2 separate regions of the Homo sapiens genome follow, and region 2 is linked to region 1. Evidence: chromatin loops called from intact Hi-C (ENCODE). Cell type or tissue: chondrocyte. All regions are shown on one strand. Links, peaks and the distances in the headings refer to the core of each region. The heading gives the core; the rest is flanking DNA. Region 1 overlaps YJEFN3 (YjeF N-terminal domain containing 3). Region 2 holds the start of LOC105372314 (a long non-coding RNA gene).

Evidence for each region. A loop is a pair of places that touch in the nucleus more often than their neighbours do. Peaks named below come from ENCODE experiments on the same cell type or tissue, not always from the same donor. Only the 100,000 strongest peaks of a DNase experiment are listed, where the experiment ranks them.
Region 2: a loop joins it to region 1, with 25 times the contacts of the local background. A loop is called at or near these places in 7 of 110 quality-filtered maps.

Annotation. Positions count from the first base shown.
Region 1 is chr19:19,529,008-19,537,007 of GRCh38, forward strand. It overlaps YJEFN3 (YjeF N-terminal domain containing 3), which reads left to right. Exons shown (of 7, transcript NM_198537.4): 2 at 357-506; 3 at 3,625-3,733; 4 at 6,027-6,137; 5 at 6,330-6,443; 6 at 6,522-6,672. Among named protein-coding and RNA genes, the nearest start is that of YJEFN3, 4.1 kb to the left of the region's middle. RefSeq lists an enhancer at 639-1,570 and a silencer at 3,352-3,461. In chondrocyte, for the core only: CTCF peaks have their summits at 1,566 (motif pointing right), 3,146 and 3,377 (motif pointing right); DNase peaks (open chromatin) are centred at 3,384, 6,045 and 6,943.
Region 2 is chr19:20,270,567-20,287,392 of GRCh38, forward strand. LOC105372314 (a long non-coding RNA gene) reads left to right here and starts at 5,611. Exons shown (of 3, transcript XR_936407.3): 1 at 5,611-5,958; 2 at 7,040-7,117; 3 at 12,856-14,189. It overlaps LOC105372310 (a long non-coding RNA gene), which reads right to left and starts at 1,262. Exons shown (of 7, transcript XR_007067164.1): 1 at 1,160-1,262. RefSeq lists an enhancer at 15,240-15,815. In chondrocyte, for the core only: CTCF peaks have their summits at 7,991 and 8,190; no DNase peak of the experiment used is centred there.

The DNA of each region.
Region 1 (8,000 bases), core at 1-8,000:
GAAGCTGGAGACGGGCATGGTTCCCATGGGGCCAGGAGCAGCCCGTAGGACCGGAGGCAGGGTCATAGCTGGGACAGAATGGGGTCCGGGGACTGGAGACGGGCACAGCCGGGATGGAGGTTCAACGGCAGAGGCATGACCACGGTGGGGAACCGGAGGCAGGGATATGGCCAAGACGGGCCTGGGAATCCCGGGAATCCGAGACCCTCCTGGCATCTTGCTGGAGACACTAAGCTGCGTTGCTGGGGAAACTGCCTCCGGGGCAGCCCGCCCCTCATGAATGATTCATCAGCAGCGCTGGTCGCTCCCCCACCGAACCCCAACCGTGGCCCACCCCCACTCTCCATCTCTCCCAGGGCCTTGGAGCTGCAGCCCCCACTTGCCGACATGGGAAGAGCGGAGCTTAGCTCAAATGCTACCACCTCCCTTGTCCAGAGGAGGAAACAGGCCTGGGGAAGGCAGTCATGGCTAGAGCAGATTTGGAACGCAGGGCCTGTTTGCCAGAGGTTGGTGAGTTTGGGATCTAGAACTGGCGCCGTGGCTGTGACTCTCACCTCATCCTCCTCAGCCTTTGTGACATGGGACCCCAGGCAAGGCTGTTGACCTCACTGTGAACCAGATGCGTCCAACAGCTCCTGCCCACTGCCCACCTAGCAGGGCACGTGTCCCCTCAGCCGATGTCCAGACTCAGTCTAGGGAAGAGTGTTTTAGGAGCTGTGACTTCACCTTGGGGTGAAGGGGTGAGGTGAGGGGGGCCTCAAATGCTAAGTGAGGGGAGTGAGGGGGCTCTCAGGGGTGGGTAGGAGCTAGAACGTAGTGGGGAACTGGCTGACGAGGCTGGAGACACAGAAGGGCCTCTTAGGCATGGTGAGGAGTTTGGAGTTTGAATGTTCCCAGAGCCCTCGGGAGCCATCAGCAGGTTTGGGACCCGGTGATGCAATCTGGTGTTCGAGTTTTCAAAGCCCCCCCAGGCTCATGTTGAGTTTTGGGGGCAGGAGGCTGCTGTGTGCGGCCAGGTGATCCCCCGTGGTGGTCTGGTGGGCAGAGGTGTGAGGTGGAGAGAAGCAGGTAGGACTGAGAGCAGGGTGAGTGTGGCATGGCCACCCTGGCCTGAGGTTTCACCTCCCAGAAAGCCCCCTCCTGGAAGCATTTGGCGAGTGTCAGGCCCAGTTCCCTTTGGACCCAGGCCACTTCAGGCCTCCTGGGTCTGACAGGGAAATCCTTGGGGCCTTGAAGCTTCTCTCATCTAGGGGCCGAGATTCGGGATAGCAAAAGGCACCACTGAACACCCCCAGAATCCCACAACAGCAGAAGGGACCTGCCCTGCCTGCCACCCTCCTTCACCAGGCTCCAATTCCCACGCAGCCTCCCACCCCCACCCCACAGCTGCTGCTGTGCCCCACCCCCAGGTTCCTAACCTGGACGACCCTCTGCCCACAGAGCCCCCATTATTCTAATGACCAGTTAGACAGGAAGAGAATGTTCCAAGTGGCTGCTAGAGGCCAAAGCTTTGGGACAGAAGAAGAGGAATGCATCGCCCTCCCGCCCTCCACTTCCTCCCTGCACCCTCCTGCGGGGGCAGCAGTCAGAGCTGTCACAAGATGGAGGTGGAGGAATGAGCCATGTTCCCAGCCTGCCAGATTCCTCACCCCGAATGCAAACGCACCTCCTATGTGCTTTCCTGGGAGCTGCGCTGGCCTGCCCCGGGGGGACTCTGTCTGACTTCACCATGAGCTCCTTTTCCTCACCCCGTCCTTCAACTTCATCCTATGTCAGCTGCAGACAGGCTGAGGTTTGAATTTGGCTCTGTTTACTGGGGTGTCCCAGGGCATGTGACTTTCCTGCCCTGAGTCTCTGTCTCCGTCTTTATGTGTGGACCCCCGAAGTGTCCTCTTCACCATGTTCCTCAGTCTGGGATTTGAGGCTCTGCCTGCCCTGTCCGCTTGATCACTCTGCTTCAGCCTCCCTTCTGCCCCTTGAACATACCAGGCTCCTCCCCACCCCAGGGCCTTGGCTTTTGCTATTCTTGCCCCTGCATTACCTGCCACGATGTGCCAGGCCTCCTCCTCCAGGAAGCCCTCGCTGACTCCCATCCCATAGCAGTCCTCCTTCTCCTGCACTCTGCCTACCTGGCCTTATCATGCTGCAAAATTGGCCAGAGGGCAGACATCTCCCACTCAGAGAGTTGAAGGAAAGAGTCTCAGGATTCATCCCCTCAAAACATCCACCATCTGTAGGTCTGGCTCTATGTCTTTGTTCATGTCCTGTGGCTCTGGAGACACCAAGGGGGAAAGACCCAGTTTCCCAACTTGCTTCCTGCATGATCCTGGGCAAGCCACTCGGCTTCTCTGAATCATTAGTTGTTTTTCCAACTTTTCTAGGCCTGGCTCTTTTTATTTATGTTTGTGTTTTTTATTATTATCTTAGAGACAAGGTCTTGTTCTGTCGCCCAGGCTAGAGTGCAGTGGCGTGATCATAGCTCACTGCAGCCTCCACCTCCCAGATTGAAGTGATCCTCCTGCCTCAGCCTCCTGGGTCACCGGGATTACAGGTGTCCACCACCACGCCCAGCCTAGTCTGACCAATTGTGTAGGTCACCCGAATATTCAGTTTTGCTCCGAGAGGTGGAGACGGACCCCAGTCATTCAGTGAAGTGGATGGCAGAGCTTCACCTCCAGCTAAGTAGCCACATTTTCTGGCAACAAATAACCTTTTTTTTTTTTTTTTTTTTTTTTTTTTTTGGAGACGGAGCCTCACTCTGTCACCCGGGCTGGAGTGCAGTGGCACGATCTCGGCTCACTGCAACCTCTGCCACCCGGGTTCAAGCGATTCTCCAGGTTCAAGCCTTAGCCTCCTGAGTAGCTCGTACTGCAGGCACCCACCACCATGCCTGGCTAATTTTTTGTATTTTTAGTAGAAACAGGGTTTCACCATGTTGGGCAGGCTGGTCTGGAACTCCTGACCTCAAGTGATCCACCCGCCTCATCCTCCTGAAGTGCTGGGATTACGGATGTGAGGCACCGCGCCCGGCCTGGCCACAAATAATCTAATTATGTCACTGCCCCTGAAAATCGGTCACCAAAGGGTCTCATAGCCCCAGGCCCCAAGGCCTCCCCGCTGAGTGTGCCATCAAACACTGCAGCCTTAAAAACCCATGGACCCCAGATGCCCCCAGTCCTGTCCACCCCTTTCAGCGTCCTGAAGCTTGTTCCGTGGCTCCCACTGCCTGAAATCAGCCCATCGCCCCCATCGAAGTCCTTCATGCTCCATTCCCCTTTCTTGGTTCCCTCCGCCTTGGGAGCTGGGGACGTCTAGGTCCGGTTCCGTGTCCCACGCTTTGGAGCAGTAGAACCAACGCGCGGCCAGCGCATCTTCTGCCACCAGAGGGCGCCCGCGCCTCGGGCTTTGGCTCCCACACCGCGGCCCGCCAGGCCTCGATTCAACCCGCGCGTCGCACGGTGAAACTGAGGGCATCCCCAGCTCAAGGCTGCAGACGCTACTCGGGGGTACGGGGTGGGAGGGTGGCATTGGGACCGGGTTCAGAAGCTTGGCGGAACATTTCTGGCTCCATCTGAGGCTCTGTCTCTGTGTGTCTCTGAGTGTCCCATCCCACTCTGTCCCCAGCACCGCGGAGGCAGCCGCCCTGGAGCGGGAGCTGCTGGAGGATTATCGCTTTGGGCGGCAGCAGCTCGTGGAGCTGTGCGGTCATGCTAGTGCCGTGGCTGTGACCAAGGTACCTGACCCCTGACCCCCAACCCTGACCCCAACCAGACGGCCAACTCTCCTGAGCTGCATGACTGCTGTGACCAGGGTGGTTCACCCCTCAAGAACTCCCTTTTTGCTTGGGCCTACCCCAGCCTGATGGGTAAACTGAGGCCCAGAGAGGCTCATGGCTGGTGCAGGCCAGATGGGGACCTGAGACCCCTGGTATCAGAGAAGGCCAGGGTGGAGGTTATTGCAGGGACAGTGCCACGACCCTGGAAGTGCAACCCCTCCTGCACATGTGACCCGCCTGCTTCTGCCACCTCCTGGGTCTTGGGCACCAGGGACATCTGCTCCTGCGATCTGAACACCCCTAAACAACCCTGTTCTGCAGGTGGGGAAACTGAAGCTCAGAGGTGGCGAGGGGCCTGCCCTGGGTCAGAGGGGGATGGAAGCAGAGCTGCAACCCAGGTGTGTCTGGCTCTGGAGTAAACCCCCACACCTCGAGGGGCCAGGAGGATGACACAAGGGTGATAGCAATAATCATACTATGGAGTGCTTCACCGTGCAGCCAGCAGTGCTGGGCATCAGTTTCCTCTGCAACAGCATAATAAATGGTACTGACGAGTCAGTCCCTAAACGTGAACGCCTCAGAAAACTGTCCCATACAGTCGAGGCTCTAGCGTGACTGCCTCCTCTTCCTCCCCTGCCCTCCTCATCCCCCTCGCCTTTCTCCTCCTTCCTCCTCCTCCTGCCCCCTCCTCTTACCCTCCTCCTCCTTTCTCTCTCCCTCCTCCTCCCCTTCCGCCCCTTTCTTCTCTCCTTTCTCCTTCCTCTCCCTCCTCCTCCCCCTCCTCCTGTTCTCCTTCCTCCTTCCCACTTACCCTACCTCCTCCCCATCCTCCTCCTCCCCATTCTCTCCCTCCTCACCCCTCCTCCTCTTTTTCTTCTTATTACCACGGTATACTTTTTAAAAACTCAATGTTTTTCTTCATGTGGACTTAAATGTTTGTATTTCCAAATGAAATAGATCCCGGGTGAGGCGCCCAAAGGAGAAGGAAAATCAAAACCCCAGAAAGAAACCCAGTAGTCACTACTCGCCTGGCGCTCAGTGGCCAACTGTCTGGTTTTTGCACTGAAAGCCCCTTGTCTGTCCAGAAGCCCCTCAGTCCCAGTCTTGGGTCTTGGGCTCTGGGCCCGGTGTGGCTGGGATCGCAGGCATGTTCATGGCAGGTCAGGACTGCGCTAAGCCTTTGGGGAGGATACTTGAAAGGGGAGTAATCTGCTGTCTGTGTGGTTGGAGCTTAAAGTACAGCTGGGGCTCAAGAGACACCCAGAGTGCCTGTCAGGCGGTGGCACTGTCATCGCATTTGATAAAGGCCAAACTGAGTCTGGGAGAGAAGGGGCTGGGGCCACGCAGAATCAGGGCAGGGCTGGGGCCAAAATGCCTGGAGAGACAGAGTCTGAGAGATACAGAGATGGCCAGAGACAGATGGAGAGAGACAGATAACAGAGAGATACAGAGACAGCCAGAGACAAATGGAGAGAGAGACAAATGGAGAAAGAGAGCCAGAGACATACAGAAAGACAGAGACACTAGAGTCTGAGAGATACAGACAGACACAGAGACAGCCAGAGACAGATGGAGAGAGACAGAGACACAAAGAGAGCCAGAGACACAGAGAGTCTGAGAGATACAGACAGACACAGAGACGGCCAGAGACGGAGAGAGACAGAGACAGACAGACAGAGACACAGAGAGTCTGAGAGATACAGAAACAGCCAGAGACAGGTGGGGAGAGAGACATGAAGAGAGCCAGAGACATACAGAGAGACAGAGACACACAGAGAGACAGAGACACGGAGAGTCTGAGAGATACAGAGAGACACAGAGACAGCCAGAGAGAGACAGAGAGGCCCCAGGGCATCGTGGCTAAGGTTGGGCTCCCCTACTCCACAGCCTCCAGGAGGGGCTGAGGTCTGGAAACATGGGCGGGGGTGGGCCCGCGGTGAGAAAGGTGGAAGAATGTCTGCAACTCAGGCGGAGAATAAACAAACCGCACTCCGGGCGACGGGCAGTGGCTGGATGCACGTTTTTCCTGCACCGACCTGGCAGAGCCTGAGACCGGGCCTCTGCATCTCCAGCGGGGAAACTGAGGCCCCAAGAGGCCCAACCCCTCATCCAGAACAGCTCACCTCCTGTCCTATCCTGTTGCCTCCAGGCCCAAGCCCCATCCCTTCCCCTACTCCGGGCCTCAGTTTCCTCTCCAGGCAAGGAGGAATCTGGACTGTGCCTGTGCCTTTGCTGTGTCCCCTACCACCAGGCGTTCCCGTTGCCCGCTCTCTCCCGGAAGCAGAGGACGGTGCTGGTCGTGTGTGGCCCGGAGCAGAACGGGGCAGTGGGGCTGGTCTGTGCCCGGCACCTGCGGGTGTTTGTAAGTAGCAAGGACCCCTTCGACCTCCCAAAGTCCCTGCCCCTGCAGAAATCACTGCCTTCTTTTGATAGCTTCCCAGGGGGACATTGACGCAGGGCCAGGTTATAGAATATGCCCAGTGCTTGTCCCAGGCAGGGTCTGGTGCTGGTGACCAGGTCAGGGGAGTCTGACCCCCTCTTCTCCCACCCCCAGGAGTATGAACCCACCATCTTCTACCCCACACGCTCGCTGGACCTGCTGCATCGGGACCTGACCACCCAGTGCGAGAAGATGGACATCCCCTTCCTGAGCTACCTGCCCACTGAGGTCAGCGCTGGGTGGCAAGCAAGGGGGACATGGTGTGCAGTGGCCCTGGGCCACCCTGACCCTGCCTGCCTTCCCCAGGTGCAGCTCATTAACGAAGCCTATGGGCTGGTGGTGGATGCCGTACTGGGCCCCGGCGTGGAGCCGGGCGAGGTCGGGGGCCCCTGCACCCGCGCGCTGGCCACGCTCAAGCTGCTGTCCATCCCCCTCGTGAGCCTGGACATCCCCTCAGGCATGCCAGGCAGAGGGGGGCACATTGGGGCCTGGGGGGCTTGGGTGGAGGCCCCTGTGCCCCAGCTCCTGGTCGCCCCTGCCTGTCTGAACCTCAATCTCCCCAGCTTGGATGGACCCACACTTGGCTGAGGCTAAGGGTCACACCCATCCCTCTGATGGGGAAGATCGAGGCTGCCACCCCAGGTGACCCCAGGTCTCCTCTTTCCTCCACCCCAGTGCCCAGCCCACATGCCCTCTGCCCACCCCTGGCCCAGTTGCCTGGGCAGACGTGAGCTCACTCGGCAAAGGCCGCGCCCGCCCTGGCTGCCGCCCCATGCCTGTTGGAACCATTAGGCGACAGGCAGACGGAACAAACAGCCGCTGGCCAGCCGGACCCTCCGTGGGGGTGGCTGGACTCCGGGGGATGTCCCCTGGCTCTCGGGATCCCAGGGACATCCCAGCAGGTGCCACAGAGCAGGGGCACCAAGGGAGGCGGCGTGCTGTCTGATCTGAGTAGGGAGGCTGCAGGCTCAGCCTAGGACAGAGAGGGTGGCTCTGTCAGGTCAGAGGGGATGGTTAGGAACCTCTAGTCTGAGGGTGGTGGCTAGGGTCAGAGAAGGATTAAAGTCTGAGGGAGGATCCAGTGTCTTCTGGTGAGTGGCCCCAGAATCAAGTCAGAGATAGGAGAGAAGGCAAGGCTCCTAGGCTGAAAGTGGAGGCTCATTCAAGAGGTGACGGAGGCTGGGTGCAGGGGTCACACCTGTAATCCCAGCACTTTGGGAGGTCGAGGTGGGCGGGTCACCTGATGTCAGGAGTTCCAGACCAGCCTGGCCAACATGGCGAAACCCAGTCTCTACAAAATACAAACATTTGCTGGGTGTAGTGGTGCACGCCTGTAGTCCTAGTTACTTGGGAGGCTGAGGCAGGAGAATCGCTTGAACCCGGGAGGCAGAGGTTGCTGTGAGCTGAGATCGTGCCACTGCACTCCAGCCTGGGCAATAGAGAGAGACTGTATCTTAAAAACAAACAGGCTGGGCGCAATGGCTCACACCCATAATCCTAGCACTTTGGGAGGCCGAGGTGGGCAGATCACAAGGTCAGGAGTTCGAGACCAGCCTGGCCAATATGGTGAAACTCCATCTCTACTAAATATACAAAAATTAGCCAGGCATGGTGGCGTGTGCCTGTAGTCCCAGCTACTCGGGAGGCTGAGACAGGAGAATTGCTTGAACCCGTGTGGCAGAGGTTGCAGTGAGCCGAGATTGCACCATTGCACTCCAGCCTGGGTGACTGAAGACAGAGGCTGGGTCAGATGGAGGAGGGCGATTGAATAGTAGGATAGGAGCA
Region 2 (16,826 bases), core at 3,517-11,516, 750 kb after region 1:
AACTGGACCCCTTCATTACACCATATACAAAAATCAGCTCAAGATAAATTAAAGACTTAAATGTAAAACTTAAAATTATAAGAAACCCTGCAATATAACCTAAAAAATACTGTTCTAGACATAGAAACTGGCAAAGACTTCATGATGAAGCTTCCAAAAGCTATTGCCACAAAAGCAAAAATTGACAAATGGGACCTATTTAAACTAAAGAGCTTCTTCACAGCAAAGGAAACTATCAACAGAGTAAAGAGACAACCTACAGAATAAAAGAAAATATTTGCAAACTTTGCCTCTGACAAAGGATTAATATCCAGAATTTATTAAGAGCTCAAACAAGTTTACAAGAAAAAAAACAAACAACCTCATTAAAAAGTAGAAAAAAAATGAACATATTCTTTTCAAAAGAAGACAAATGTGCAGTTAACAAGCATGTGAAAAAAATGCTCATTGCTAATTATTAGAGAAATTAAAAGAAAAACCACAATGAGATACTGCATCATACCCATCAGAATGGCTATTTTTTAAATGTCAAAAAATAACAGATGCTGGCAAGGTTGCAGAGAAAAGGGAATGCTTATACTCTGCTGGTGGGAGTGTAAATTAGTTCAACAGCTGTAAAAAGCAGTGTGGTGATTCCTCACAGAATTAAAAACAGAATTATCATTTGACTCAGGAACCTCATAATTGGGTATATACCCAAAGAAATATAAATTATTATAAAGACATATCCACATGCATGTTTATTGCAGCACTATTCACAATAGCAAAGGCATGGACGGGTCCTGAATGGCTATCTATGATAGACTGGATAAGGAAAATGTGGTATGGTCAGATGCGGTGGCTCACGCCTGTAATTGCAGCACTTTGGGAGGCTGAGGCAGGTGGATCACACGGTCAGGCGTTTGAGAGCAGCCTGGCCAACATAATGAAACCCTGTATCTACTAAAAATACAAAAAATTAGCCAGGTGTCGTGGCAGGCACCTGTAATCCCAGCTACTCACGAGGCTGAGGCAAGAGAGTCACTTGAACCCAGGAGGCAGAGGTTGCAGTGAGCCGAGATCACGCCAGTGTACTCCAACCGAGGTGACAGTGTGAGACTTTGTCAAAAAAAAAAAAACAAAGAAGAAGAAATTAAAAAAAAAGAAAAACGAACTGGACCTTTAATAACTTCCTCTTTCTGGCTTAATATTAGCCTTAGCTTGGAGTCTCTTGGTTAAAACTTTAATTTCCATGTCAGAGGTATTCACTTGGTGTTGAAACTAACTGAAAAATCCGGTGAAACTACTCAAAGTGTTTACATAAGGGAAGGAAATTTAAAGTGCTCACTTTTTTTTAATGGTTTTTTTTTTTGAGATGGAGTCTCTCTCTGTCACCCAGGCTGGAGTGCAATGGCACAATCTCAGCTCACTGCAGCCTCCACCTCCCGTGTTCAAGCCATTCTCCTGCCTCAGTCTTCCAAGTAGCTGGGACTACAGTCATGCGCCACCACACTCGGCTAATTTTTGTAATTTTAGTAGAGACGGGGTTTCGCCATGTTGGGCAGGCTGGTCTCAAACTCCTGACCTTAAGTGATCAAACCGCCTAGGCTTCCCAAAGTGTTGGGATTACAGTTATGAGCCAGTGTACCTGGCTAAGATGCTTACATTTTATTCCTCCATAAGAAAAGCAAATATATCTACTTCTTTCAGACAATATATGTATTATTTTATTATTTCTATTAAAAATAATGTAGTAAAAAATTAGTCATATGAGAAAACTTGTAGAAGATACCATGTTTCATCACATATAATTTAGCATTTAATTCAGAAATCAAGACAACATGATATAGAACTGAGATATTCACTGTCACAAATTTACCCTGCAAAAAGAGGAACTGATGTTTTGACAAGTCTATGTAACTCATCAATTATCTACCACATTTTCCTGTGGAAATATGTTTATTGTCTACAGTCAAAACAGAAGAGAGATTTTCTTTCTTTCTTTTTTTTTTTTTTTTATGGAGTCTATCTCTGTTGCCCAGGCTGGAGTGCAGTGGTGTGATCTTGGCTCACGGCAACCTCCACCTCCCAGGTTCAAGCAATTCTCTGCCTCAGCCTCCCAAGTAGCTGAGATTACAGGTGCCTGCCATCGCGCCTGGATAATTTTTGTATTTTTAGTAGAGACAGGGTTTCACTGTCTTGGACAGGCTGGTGTTGAAATCTTGACCTTGTGATGCATCCGCCTCGTCCTCCCAAAGTGCTAGGATTACCGGCATGAGCCACTGCGCTTGGCTGATAGCTAGCATTCTTAAAGCTAAGGCTTGGAATTCTGTTTGAAATCACTCAGCCATAGAAAACACCTGGCCAGGCATGGGGGCTCATGCCTGTAATCTCAGCACTTTGGGAGGCTGAGGCAGGCAGATCACGAGGTCAGGAGTTCGAGACCAGCATGACCAACATGGTGAAACCTGTCTCTACTAAAAATTAAAAAATTAGCCGGGCATGGTGGCATGGTACCTGTAATTTCAGCTACTCAAAAGGCTGAGGCAGGAGATTCCCTTGAACCCGGGTGGCAAAGCTGAGATCATGCCACTTGTTGGGGTGATCAGACCCAATACCAGACCATTGTGGCTATGAAGTCCAGTGGAGTCAAAGGAATGAGAAAAGACAGGTTAAGAGTACATAAGGTGGGTCCAGAGGGCCAAAGCTAGTATGGAAACTGTGAGGGCCCCAAGCTTTGGAAGCCCACACTATTTATTGGTGATCAAACAAAGAAGCAGGTGGTGAGGATGTGTGGATGTGGGGGTAAACAGGTGAGGACATAAGGACGTGAGGGTAGAAAGGTAACAGTGCATCAAGTGTAGCTGTGACGGTTTAGCATTTTCTTTGACACATAAAGAGTATGCTCTGCTGCTTGAGATAATGGAGAACATATTTATGAGCCTGGGAGAGCAACCAACAAGTCTGTGCACATTCTAGAGGCCACGAGGGGTTTTATGCCCTGAGCCTTGGATTCCATCCAAGCCGTGAGGGGTTTTATGCCCTGGGCTCAGATTTGTGTTTTGTCAGGGCAGCCTTCCACCATTTGGCACAGAGTTTGATGTTCCAAAGGCCATGAGGGATTTTAGACCCTGGACCCAGGACATCTTCCAAGACTCTTTTATATTATGACAGACAAGCCAGTCCTGCCTCAGCTCTTCTACCAACACCACTGCACTTCAGCCTGGTTGACAGAGCTAGACTCCATCTCAAACAAAAACAAACAATCAAACAGAAAAACACCTGAAAATATTCCTAAGGTTACTCTGGGAAAGAAAAAGGTAAATAAGAATTATTAACTAATAGAATATATGATTAAATACTAATTTTTGAAACTCATCTCTATTATGTCTTTTGTAAATATTTTCTTATTTTTCAGCCCCTACTAATAAAATGCAAATCACAGTAAAAAATACTGATACAGCTCAGTGCAGTGGCTCATGCCTGTAATCACAACACTTTGGGGGCCAAGGCAGGGAGATCACTTCACACCAGAAGTTTTGGAGCAGCCTGGTCCCTCTCTACTAAAAACACAAAAACTAGCCAGGCAAAGTGTTGTGCACCTAGCTACTTGGGAGGCCAAGGAATGAGAATCACTTGAACCCAGGAGGGGGAGGTTGCAGTGAGCCGAGATCAAGCCACTGCATTGCAGCCTGTGTAACAGAGTGAAACCGTCAAAAAAAAAAAAAAAAAAAAAAAAAACCCGAAAAAACGAAAAAACCTGAGGTCAAAATAAGTAAAGAAATCTTTTCAATGTACAGACCCAATCATCCAACCCATCCTGTTCACTTACATGCTCAATAACCACCCTCCCAGGAGACACTGCTCTATGCCCCAGTGAGTGCCCCAGGTGCATTTTACTTTGTTTTTATGCCATCTCACTGGGGTCAGTTTTTTTGTCTTTTGGAATTTTTTATTTTTATTACAAAATTTTCACTGTTTTTATTTCACTGTTTTTCTGCCCCCACTCAAGAAAATCCAGGGGGCAGAAATTATTTGTTTTGCCCTCAATACCAGCATTTGATTGGCTGACCAGCAATGTGTATCCAAAAAATGGAAGCTAGGTTGGGTGAAGAAAATCTTCATGTCTCAAGGGGTTAGCTTTAAAAAAAGAAAAAGAAAAATAAAAACAAACATGCACCAGGAGATGCCTTTCACCTCCAAGGCTGCCACCTGCTCCCTTGAGAGGCTACACTCCATACTTCAGGTGGTTCTATGGGAGAAAATGACCCAAGAGACAATAGTCACTAGACACATAGCCATAGCCATAGTGGGTATCTTGGTTTATCCCCAGAAAGTACTAAAACCCAGGCCCAGAAAAAAAAAACTGAAGGATAGCTGAGGACACATCACCCTATGAAGTTTCCAAAGGGTAATCTTAACCTAAAAACATTCTGGTAAGTTCTCTGGAAAAAAAAAAGCAAAAGAGGGACAGATATTTTTACAATACAGTGTCAGGGGATTATTCTTTGCTTTCTTCTCAGGGAAAATATTTACAAACAGAAAAAAATCTCTTCAATACTGTTATGCCATGCTTTGTATAAAATGATTAATTGAGGAACATGGGGTACACTTGAGGCGCTGCTTGGGGCACATGTGAAAAATGCCAGGAAAAATCAGTCCCCTGTGGGATGTGAAAATAATTAAGTGGCAGGCAATTAGACTGAGGATGCTCTAGTACCCAGATTCCTACTTCTAAAAAAAAAAAAATCTAAACTCAAGTGCATTTTTTGGTAAATTACTACATTAGGGGAACAAAATTCAAGCTTAAACAACTATAAACTACCACTTAAACTCTGATTAAATAACCAGGGAATTTCCACCTTGATTGTACCAATTAAGAAACTACGTAACTGCATCTAACCAATTATTGAATTTGGTTTTCTTCTTCATGCACCTTATAAATGTCTTTTCTTCAAGACCCTCCCACGGAGAACAAACTACAAACTATAGCTAGCTGGTCTACAATTCTTGAATCTCTCTTTTTGAGGCTGGGCACGGTGGCTCAAGCCTGTAATCCCAGCCCTTTGGGAGGCTGAGGCGGGCAGATCACAAGGTCAGGAGATCGAGACCATCCTGGCTAACACGGTGAAACTGCCTCTCTACTAAAAATACAAAAAATTAGCCAGGCACGGTGGCAGGAGCCTGTAGTCCCAGCTATTCAGGAGGCTGAGGCAGGAGAATGGTGTGAACCCAGGAGATGGAGCTTGCAGTGAGCCGAGATTGCGCCACTGCACTCCAGCCTGGGTGACAGAGCGAGACTCCGTCTCAAAAAAAAAAAATTATTTGATATTTTTACAGTGACTCCCAAAATTTTTTTTTTAAGACAGACTCTTGCTCTGTCGCCCAGGCTGGAGTGCAGTGGCATGATCTCAGCTGACAACAACCTCGGCCTCCCAGGTTCAAGCCATTCTCTTTTCTCTGCCTCCCGAGTACCTAGGACTACAGACATTCGCCATCACACCCAGCTAATTTTTGTATTTTTAGGAGAGATGGGGTTTCCCCATTTTGTCCAAGCTGGTCTTCAACTCCTGACCTCAAGTGATCTGCCCCCCTCAGCCTCCCCTAGTCCCCACACAATCTGGGAGAGATGCCACACTGCGGGTGCAGAGTCACCTGGAGAGGGCTCCAGGCCAGGGCACAGTCACTGAGCAGGGAAGAGAAAGGACGGCCGGGAGCCCAGCTGTCAGCATAGCGGCCATCTTATGGCTGAAGGGTACTGAGGCTGAGCTGGGCAAGGAGAACTCGGAAAGCAGATTGTGGAGCTGACTATGGGGAGGCCTGGGTCCTGCCACAGCCATTTTCCTGCCAAGGGAGGCTGTGACTGAGCGGGCTACCCAGCCTGGGAAACTGCTTTTTCCATGGAACTGTGCAACCCACAGTTCAGAAGATTCCACTTGTGAACCCTTGCCACTGGAGCCTGAGATCTGAACCCTGGAGGTGAGCAATTCTCAACAGCCTCTCTCCTAGAATCTGCTTAAGCCTGCCAAGATCCCGGGGGAGGGGTGTGGGGAAAAGAGAGATCAGACTGCTACTGTGTCTATGTAGAAAGAAGTAGACATGAGACTCCATTTTGTTCTGTACTAAGAGAAATTCTTCTGCCTTGAGATGCTGTTAATCTGTAACCCTAGCCCCAACCCTATGCTTCCTGAGACATGTGCTGTGTTGACTCAAGGTTTAATGGATTTAGGGCTATGCAGGATGAGCTTTGTTAAAAAAGTGCTTAAAGGCAGTATGCTTGTTAAAAGTCATCACCATTCTCTAATCTCGAGTACCCAGGGACACAATACACTATGGAAGTTGGCAGGGATCTCTGCCTAGGAAAGTCAGGTATTGTCCAAGGTTTCTCCTCATATAATAGCCTGAGTTATTGCCTCATGGGAAGGGAAAGACCTGACCATCCCCCAGCCTGACCCCCATAAAGGGTCTGTGCTGAGGAGGATTAGTAAAAGAGGAAGGCCTCTTTGCAGTTGAGACAAGAGGAAGGCATCTGTCTCCTGCTTGTCCCTGGGAATGGAATGTCTTGGTGTAAAACCTGATCACACATTCTATTTACTGAGATAGGAGAAAACTGCCTTATGGCTGGAGGTGAGATGTGCTGGCGGCAGTACTGCTCCTTAATGCACTGAGATGTTTGTGTAAAGTCAAACATAAATCTGGCCTACGTGCACATCAACGCACAGTGTCTTTCCTTAACTTATTTATGACACAGAGATCTTTTCTCACGTGTTTTCCTGCTGACCCTCTTCCCACCATTACCCTATAGTCCTGCCACATCCCCCTCTCTGAGATGGTAGAGATAGTGATCAATAAATACTGAGGGAACTCAGAGACCAGTGCCAGCGCGGGTCCTCTGTATGTTGAGTGCCGGTCCCCTGGGCCCACTGTTCTTTCTCTATACTTTGTCTCTGTGTCTTATTTCTTTTCTCAGTCTCTCATCCCACTTGATGAGAAACACCCACAGGTTTGGAGGGGCAGGACACCCCTTCATCTGGTGCCCAATGTGGGTGCTTTTCTTTAGGTTGAAGGTATGCCAGAGCGTGGTCATTGAGGACAAGTTGATGAGAGATTCCCGAGTACATCTATGGTCAGCCTTGCGGTAAGCTTGTGCGCTCAGAAGAACCTAGGGTAACAATGGGATAAACTGAAAGTAAATATGCCTCTTAGCTTTATTAAAATTCTTTTAAGAAGAGGGGGAGTTAGAGTCTCTACAGAAAATCTAATCACGCTACTTCAAACAATAGAACAATTCTGCCCATGGTTTCCAGAACAGGGAACTTTAGATCTAAAAGATTGGGAAAAAATTGGCAAAGAATTAAACAAGCAAGTAGGGAGGGTAAAATCATCCCACTTACAGTATGGAATGATTGGGCCCTTATTAAAGCAGCTTTAGAACTGTTTCAAACAGGAGAAGATAGTTTCAGTTTCTGATGCCCCTGAAAGCTGTGTAATAGATTGTGAAGAAGAGGCAGGGATAGAATCCTAGAAAGGAACGGAAAGTTCACATTGTAAATATGTAGCAGAGTCTGTAATGACTCAGTCAATGCAAAATGTTGACTACAGTCAATTACAGGAGGTAATATATCCTGAAACATTAGAATTAGAAGAAAAAGGTCCAGAATTAGTGGGGCCATCAGAGTCTAAACCATGATGGCCAACTCCTCTTCCAGCAGTTCAGATGCCTGTAACATTACAACCTCAAATGCAGGTTAGACAAGTACAAACCTGAAGAGAATAACAAATAGAGAAAGATAGAGTATCTGTCACAGCAATGCCAATCCAAATACAGTATCCACAATATCAGCTGGTAGAAAATAAGACCCAACTGCCAGTAGCCTATCAATACTGGCCGCCAGCCGAACTTCAGTATTGGCCGCCCCTAGAAAATCAGCATGGACAGCCAGGAATGTTTCCAGCACCACAGGGCAGGGCACTATATCCGCAGCCTCCCACTATGAGACTTAATCCTACATCACCACCTAGTAGACAGGGTGGTGCATTACATAAAATTATTAAAGCAAGAAAACAAGGAGATATCGAGGCGTGGCAGTTCCCAGTAATATTAGAGCCGATACCACCTGAAGAAGGGGCCCAAGAGGGAGAGCCTCCCCTAGCTGAGGCCAGATATGAGTCCTTTTCTATAAAAATGCTAAAAGATGTGAAAGAGGGAGTAAAAAGTATGGACTCAACTCCCCTTATTTGAGGACATTATTAAATTCCATTGCTCATGGACATAGACTCATTCCTTTTGATTGGGAGATTTTGGCCAAATCATCACTCTCACCCTCTATCTTTTACAATTTAAGACTTTGTGGATTGATGGGGTACAAGAACAGGTCCAAAAAAATAGGGCTGCCAATCCTCCAGTTAACATAAATGCAGATCAACTATTAGGAACAGGTCAAAATTGGAGCACTACTAATCAACAAGCAATAATGCAAAATGAGGCCATTGAGCAAGTTAGAGCTATCTGCCTTAGGGCCTGGGAAAAAAATCCAAGACCCAGGAACCACTTGCCCCTCATTCAGTACTATAAGACAAGGCTCTAAAGAGCCCTACCCTGATTTTGTGGCAAGGCTCCAAGATGCTGCTCAAAAGTCAATTACCGGTGAAAATGCCCATAAGGTCATAGTGGAGTTGATGGCATATGAAAACACCAATCCTGAGTGTCAATCAGCCATTAAGCCATTAAAAGGAAAAGTCCCAGCAGGATCAGATGTAATCTCAGAGTATGTAAAATCCTGTGATGGAATTGGAGGAGCTATGCATAAAGCTATGCTTATGGCTCAAGCAGTAATGGGAGTTGCTTTAGGAGGACAATATTTGGGGGAAATATTATAATTGTGGTCAAATTGGTCATGTAAGAAAGAATTGCCCAGTCTCAAATAAACAAAATATAACAACTCAAGCTACTACAACAACAGATAAAGAGCCACCTGGCCTATGTCCAAGATGTAAAAAAGGAAAACATTGGGCTAATCAATGTCATTCTAAAGTTGATAAAAATGGGCAACCATTGTCGGGAAATGAGAAGAGGGGCCAGCCTCAGGCCCCGCAAAAAACGGGGCGTTCCCAGTTCAGCCCTTTGTTCCTCAGGGTTTTCAGGGTCAACAATGCCCACTGTCACAAGTGCCTCAGGGAATGAGCCAGTTACCACAATACAACAATTGTTCCCCACCACAAGTGGCAGTGCAGCAGTAGATTTATGTACCATACAAGCAGTCTCTCTGCTTCCAGGGGAGCCCCCACAAAAAAATCCCCACAGGGGTATATGGCCCACTGCCTGAGGGGACTGTAGGACTAATCTTAGGAAGATCAAGTCTAAATCTAAAGGGAGTTCAAATTCATACTGGTGTGGTTGATTCAGACTACCAAGGCGAAATTCAATTGGTTATTAGCCCTTCAATTCCTTGGAGTGCCAGTCCAGGAGACAGAATTGCTCAATTATTACTCCTGCCTTATATTAAGGTTGGAAATAGTGAGATAAAAAGAACAAGAGGGTTGGGAAGCACTGATCCAACAGGAAAGGCTGCATATTGGGCAAGTCAGGTCTCAGAGAGCGGACCGGTGTGTAAGGCCATTATTCAAAGAAAATAGTTTGAAGGGTTAGTAGACACTGGAGCAGATGTCTCTATCATTGCTTTAAATCAGTGGCCAAAAAATTGGCCTAAACAAAAGACTGTTACAGGACTCATCGGCGTAGGCACAGCCTCAGAAGTGTATCAAAGTACTATGATTTTACATTGTTTAGGGTCAGATAATCAAGAACGTACTGTTCAGCCAATGATTACTTCGGTTCCTGTTAATCTGTGGGGTTGAGATTTATTACAACACTGGGATGCAGAAATCACTATGCCCACTCCATTATACAGCCCCATGAATCAAAAAATCATGACTAAGATGGGATATGTACCAGGAGAGGGACTAGGAAAAAATGAAAATGGCATGAAAGTCCCAATTGAGACTGAGAGAAATCAAGAAAGAAAAGGAATAGGGTATCCTTCTTAGGGGTGGCCACTGTAGAACCTCCTAAACCCATTCCATTAACTTGGAAAACAGAAAAACTGGTATGAGTAAATCAGTGGCCACTACCAAAACAAAAACTGGAGGCTTTGCATTTATTAGCAAAGGAACAATTAGAAAAGGGACATACTGAGCCTTCATTCTCTCCTTGGAATTCTCCTGTGTTTGTAATTCAGAAAAAATCTGGCAGATGGCATATGTTAACTGACTTAAGAGCCATAAATGCCATAATTCAACCCATGGGGCCTCTCCAACCTGCATTGCCCTCTCCGGCCATGATCCCAAAAGACTGGCCTTTAATTATAATTGATCTGAAAGATCGCTTTTTTACCATTCCTCTGGCAGAGCAGGATTGTGAAAAATTTGCCTTTACTATACCAGCCATAAATAGTAAAGAACTAGCCACCAGGTTGCAGTGGAAAGTGTTACCTCAGGGAATGCTTAATAGTCCAACTATTTGTCAGAATTTCATAGGTCAAACTCTTCAACCAGTTAGAGACAAGTTTTCAGACTGTTATATCATTCATTATGTTGATGATATTTTATGTGCTGTAGAAACGAGAGACAGATTAATTTATTGTTATACATTTCTGCAAGCAGAGGTTGCCAACACAGGACTGACAATAACATCTGATAAGATTCAAACCTCTACTCCTTTTCATTATTTAGGGATGCAGATAGAAAATAGAAAAATTAAGCCACAAGAAATAGAAATAAGAAAAGACACATTAAAAACATTAAATGACTTTCAAAAATTGCTAGGAGATATTAATTGGATTTGGCCAACTCTAGGCATTCCTACTTATGGCATGTCAAATTTGTTTTCTATCTTAAGAGGAGACCCAGACTTAAACAGTAAAAGAATATTAACCCCAGAGGCAACAAAAGAAATTAAATTAGTGAAAGAAAAAGTTCAGTTGCACAAATAAATAGAATAGATCCCTTAGCCCCACTCCAGCTTTTGATTTTTGCTACTGCACATTCTCCAACAGGCATCATTGTTCAAAATACTGATCTTGTGGAGGGGTCATTCCTTCCCCACAGTACAATTAAGACTTTTACATTGTACTTGGATCAAATAGCTACATTAATTGGTCAGGCAAGATTACAAATAATAAAATTGTGTGGAAATACCCAGACAAAATGGTTGTCCCTTTAAACAAGGAACAAGTTAGACAAGCCTTTATCAATTCTGGTGCATGGCAGATTGGTCTTGCTGATTTTGTTGGAATTATTGATCATCATTACACAAAAACAAAAATCTTCCAGTTTTTAAAACTGACTACTTGGATTTTACCTAAAATTACCAGACATAAACCTTTAGAAAATGCTCTGACAGTGTTTGCTGATGGTTCCAGCAATGGAAAGGCAGCTTACACAGGGCCAAAAGAGTGAGTAATCAAAACTCAGTATCAATCGGCTCAAAGAGCTGAGTTGGTTGTAGTCATTATAGTGTTACAAGATTTTAATCAACCTATTAATATTGTATCAGATTCTGCATATGTAGTACAGGCTACAAGGGGTGTTGAGATAGCTCTAATTAAATATAGCCTGGATGATCAGTTAAACCAGCTGTTCAATTTATTACAACAAACTGTAAGAAAAAGAAATTTCCCATTTATATTACTCATATTTGAGCACACACTAATTTACCAGGGCCTTTAACTAAAGCAAATGAACAAGCTGACTTCCTAGTATCATCTGCATTCATAAAAGCACAAGCACTTTGTGCTTTGACTCATGTAAATACAGCAGGATTAAAAAACAAATTTGATGTCACATGGAAACAGGCAAAAAATACTGTATGACATTGCACCCAGTGTCAAGTCCTACACCTGCCCACTCAAGAGGCAGGAGTTAATCCCAGAGGTCTCTGTCCTAATGCGTTATGGCAAATGGATGTCACACATGTACCTTCATTTGGAAGATTATCATGTGTTCATGTAACGGTTGATACTTATTCACATTTCATAAGGGCAACCTGCCAGACAGGAAACAGTACTTCCCATGTTAAAAAACATTTATTGCCAGGCGCGGTGGCTCATGCCTGTAATCCCAGTACTTTCGAAGGCCAAGGCGGGTGAATCACCTGAGGTCAGGAGTTCGAGACCAGCCTCAACATGGAGAAACTCTGTCTGTACTAAAAATACAAAATTAGCCAGGTGTGGTGGTACATGCCTGTAATCCCAGCTACTTGGGAGGCTGAGGCAGGAGAATTGCTTGAACCTGGGAGGCAGAGGTTGCGGTGAGCCGAGATCGTGCCATTGCACTCCAGCCTGGGCAACAAGAGTGAAACTCCGTCTCAAAAAAAAAAAAAAAAAAATTATTATCTTGTTTTGCTGTAATGGGAATTCCAAAAAAAAAAAAAAAAAAAAAAATTAAAACTGACAGTGGGCCAGAATACTGTTTTTAAGCTTTCCAAAAATTCTTAAATCAGTGGAAAATTATACATACAACAGGAATTCCCTATAATTCCCAAGGATAGGCCATAGTTGAAAGAAGAAATAGAACACTCAAAACTCAATTGGTTAAACAAAAAGAAGGGGGAGACAGTAAGGAGTGTACCACTCCTCAGATGCAACTTAATCTAGCATTCTATACTTCAAATTTTTTAAACATTTATAGAAATCAGACTACTACTTCTGCAGAACAACATCTTACTGGTAAAAAGAATAGCCCACATGAAGGAAAACTGATTTGATGGAAAGACAACAAAAATAAGACATGGGAAATAGGGAAGGTGGTAACGTGGGGGAGAGGTTTTGCTTGTGTTTCACCAGGAGAAAATCAGCTTCCTGTTTGGATACCCACTAGACATTTGATTCTACAATGAACCCATCGGAGATGCAAAGGAAAGCACCTCCACGGAGACGGAAACACCGCAATTGAACACCATTGACTCATAAGATGAAGAAAAAGGTCATGTCAGAAGAACAGATGAAGTTGCCATCCACCAAGAAGACAGAGCCGCCGACTTGGGCACAATTAAAGAAGGTGACACCGTTAGCTAAAAAAAAGCCTGGAGAACACAAAGGTGACACAAACTCCAAAGGGTATGCTGCTTGCAGCTTTGATGATTGTATCAATGGTGGTAAGTCTCCCCATTCCTGCAGGAGCAGCTGTGGCTAATTATACCTACTGGGCCTGTGTGCTTTTCCCGCCCTTAATTCAGGCAGTCACCTGGATGGATAATCCTATTGAAGTATATGTTAATAATGGTGTATGGGTACATGGCCCTACAGATGATCGTTGCCCTGCCAAACCCAAGGAAGAAGGAATGATGATAAATATCTCCACTGGATATCGTTATCCTCCTATTTGCCTAGGGAGAGCACTAGGATGTTTAATGCCTGCAATCCAAAATTGGTTGGTACAAGTACCTACTGTCAGTACCATCAGTAGATTCACTTATCACATGGTAAGGGGAATGTCACTCAGGCCATGGGTAAATTATTTACAGGACTTTTCTTATCAAAGGTCATTAAAATTTAGGCCTAAAGGGAAACATTGCCCCAAGGAAATTCCCAAAGGATCAAAAGACATAGAAGTTTTAGTTTGGGAAGAATGTGTGGCCAAGAGTGCAGTGATATTACAAAATGATGAATTCAGAACTATTATAGATTGGGCAACTCAAGGTCAATTCTAACACAATTGCACAGGACAAACTCAATCATGTCCCAGTGCACAAGTGAGTCCAGCTGTTGATAGTGACTTAACAGGAAGTTTAGACGAACATAAGCATAAAAAATTACAGTCTTTCTACACTTGGGAATGGGGAGAAAAAGGAATCTCTACTTTGATTGGACTTCAGCGAAGACTCCAAGATGGCAATCGCCACCTCGGATACCCTAACTCAGCATTTCCGGGTTCACCTTTCCTGTTCCCACCACCCCGACTAACGCACATGCCCACTAGGGCGTGTCACACTCAGAAGTGTGAAACTCAACCGATCCCGCCCCTACCCCGACCACTCCTCACCCAGCATCCATAAAAGCGCGCTGCACCTTTCGCACAGCGTGACTTCCCCTGGCGGACCAGTGAACCTCACCGGAGAGCTCAATAAAGAAGATTTTTGCCCTCTTTGTCTTGCCTCTTGGCCTTATTGATCCACGGTGCCTTTCCATTGCCTTTCATACTCCAAGACCAAAAATAATAAGTCCTGTTTCTGGTCCTGAACATCCAGAATTACAGAGGCTTACTGTAGCCTCATACCACATTAGAATTTGGTCTGGAAATCAAACTGTAGAAACAAGAGATCGTAAGCCATTTTATACTATCGACCTAAATTCCAGTCTAACAGCTCCTTTACAAAGTTGTGTAAAGCCCCCTTATATGCTAGTTGTAGGAAATATAGTTATTAAACCAGACCCCCAAACTATAACCTGTGAAAATTGCAGATTGTTTACTAGCATTGATTCAACTTTTAATTGGCAGCACCGTATTCTGCTAGTGAGAGCAAGAGAAGGTGTGTGGATCCCTGTGTCCATGGACCGACTGCGGGTGGCCTCGCCATCCGTCTGTATTTTGACTGAGGTATTAAAAGACATTTTAAATAGATCCAAAAGATTCATTTTTACTTTAATTGCAGTGATTATGGGGTGGCAAAAGAATTCTACAAGATTGTGGAATTCACAATCTGGTATTGATCAAAAATTAGCAAATCAAATTAATGATTTTAGACAAACTGTCATTTGGATGGGAGATAGGCTTATGAGCTTAGAACATCATTTCCAGTTACAGTGTGAATGGAATACTTCAGATTTTTGTATTACACCCCGAGTTTATAATGAGTCTGAGCATCACTGGGACATGGTTAGACGCCATCTACAAGGAAAAGAAGATAATCTCACTTTAGACATTTCCAAATTAAAAGAACAAATTTTTGAAGCATCAAAAGCCCATTTAAATTTGGTACCGGGAACTGAGGCAATCATGGGAGTTGCTGACTGCCTCTCAAATCTTAACCCTGTCACTTGGGTTAAGACCATCAGAAGTACTACTATTATAAATTTCATATTAATCCTTGTGTGCCTGTTCTGTCTGTTGTTAGTCTGCAGGTGTACCCAGCAGCTCCAAAGAGACAGGGACCATCAAGAACGGGCCATGATAACGATGGTGGTTTTGTCAAAAATAAAAGGGGGAAGTGTGGGGAAAAGAAAGAGAGATGAGACTGTTACTATGTCTATGTAGAAAGAAGTAGACATAAGAGACTCCATTTTGTTCTGTACTAAGAGAAATTCTTCTGCCTTGAGATGCTGTTAATCTGTAACCCTAGCCTCAACCCTGTCCTTGCAGAGACAAGTGCTGTGTTGATTCAAGGTTTAATGGATTTAGGGCTGTGCAGGATTACTTTGTTAAACAAGTGCTTGAAGGCAGCATGCTTGTTGAAAGTCATCACCATTCTCTAATCTGAAGTACCCAGGGACACAATACACTGCGGAAGCCCGCAGGGATCCCTGCCTAGGAAAGCCAGGTATTGTCCAAGGGTTCTCCCCATGTGATAGTCTGAAATATGGCCTTGTGGGAAGGGAAAGACTTGACCATCCCCCAGCCCGACACCCATAAAGGGTCTGTGCCGAGGAGGATTAGTAAAAGAGGAAGGCCTCTTTGCAGTTGAGATAAGAGGAAGGCATCTGTCCCTGGGCAATGGAATGTCTTGGTGTAAAACCCAATGGTATATTGTATTTACTGAGATAGGAGAAAACCGCCTTAGGGCTGGAGGTGAGACGTGCTAGCGGCAATACTCCTCTTCAATGCACCAAGATGTTTATATACGTGCACATCAAGGCACAGCATCTTTCCTTAAAATTATTTATGACACAGAGACCTTTGTTCACATGTTTTCCTGCTGACCCTCTCCCCACCATTACCCTATTGTCCTGCCACATCCCCTCTCCAAGATGATAGAGATAATGATCAATAAATACTGAGGGAAGTCAGAGACCAGTGCTGGCGCAGGTCCTCCATATGTTGAGTGCCAGTCCCCTGGGCCCACTTTTCTTTCTCTATACTTTGTCTCTGTGTCTCTTTCTTTTCTCAGTCTCTTGTCCCACCTAACGAGAAACACCCACAGGTGTGGAGGGGCTGGCCACCCCTTTAGCTGTGTGATAGATAAGTAAAAACAGCACCATCTAATTCATAATGGGAAGGGTGTTTCTTTCCATAAGCTGTTCCTAGAGTACACAAAGGATGGAGAATTTTACCAATCACAAATATTTTCCTGGATTATCTATCCATTTTATATTTCCCCATGTATTTTCTTTGTTCTATGCATTTCTTCCATTTGGCTTTTCCTGGGGTGCATCCTATATATTAAACCAGTAAACATAACTACAGTGTTTTTCTGAGTTCTGTGAGTAGCTCTACCAAATTACTGAACTTCAGGGAGGTTTTGGGAGTCTCCAGTTTTCAAACAGTGTGTCAGAAGTATAAATGGGCCCATGGGGTTTGTGACTGGCATCTGCAGTGAGGACAAGGTTGTGGGACTGAGCCCTGAATCAGGGTCTGTGCTGACTCTGGGTGGTGTCAGAATTCAAATGTAAGACAATGAGCTGGTGTTGAAGAATTGTTTGATGTTCAGCAAACTACAGATTTTGTGCCAGAAAAAGCATATCATGGAGGCCTGGCCTGGAACAAAACTCTGAGTGTCTGGGAATGGGAGGCTCTGCTCTCCTGCACACAGGCTGTCACGCTGCCCGTTGTCCTGTGATTCCAGCTCTTCTCCCAGGGTGACAGAGGACTGAAACTTACAGGAAAGGAGCTCTGATGACAGACCCCTTTTCTTT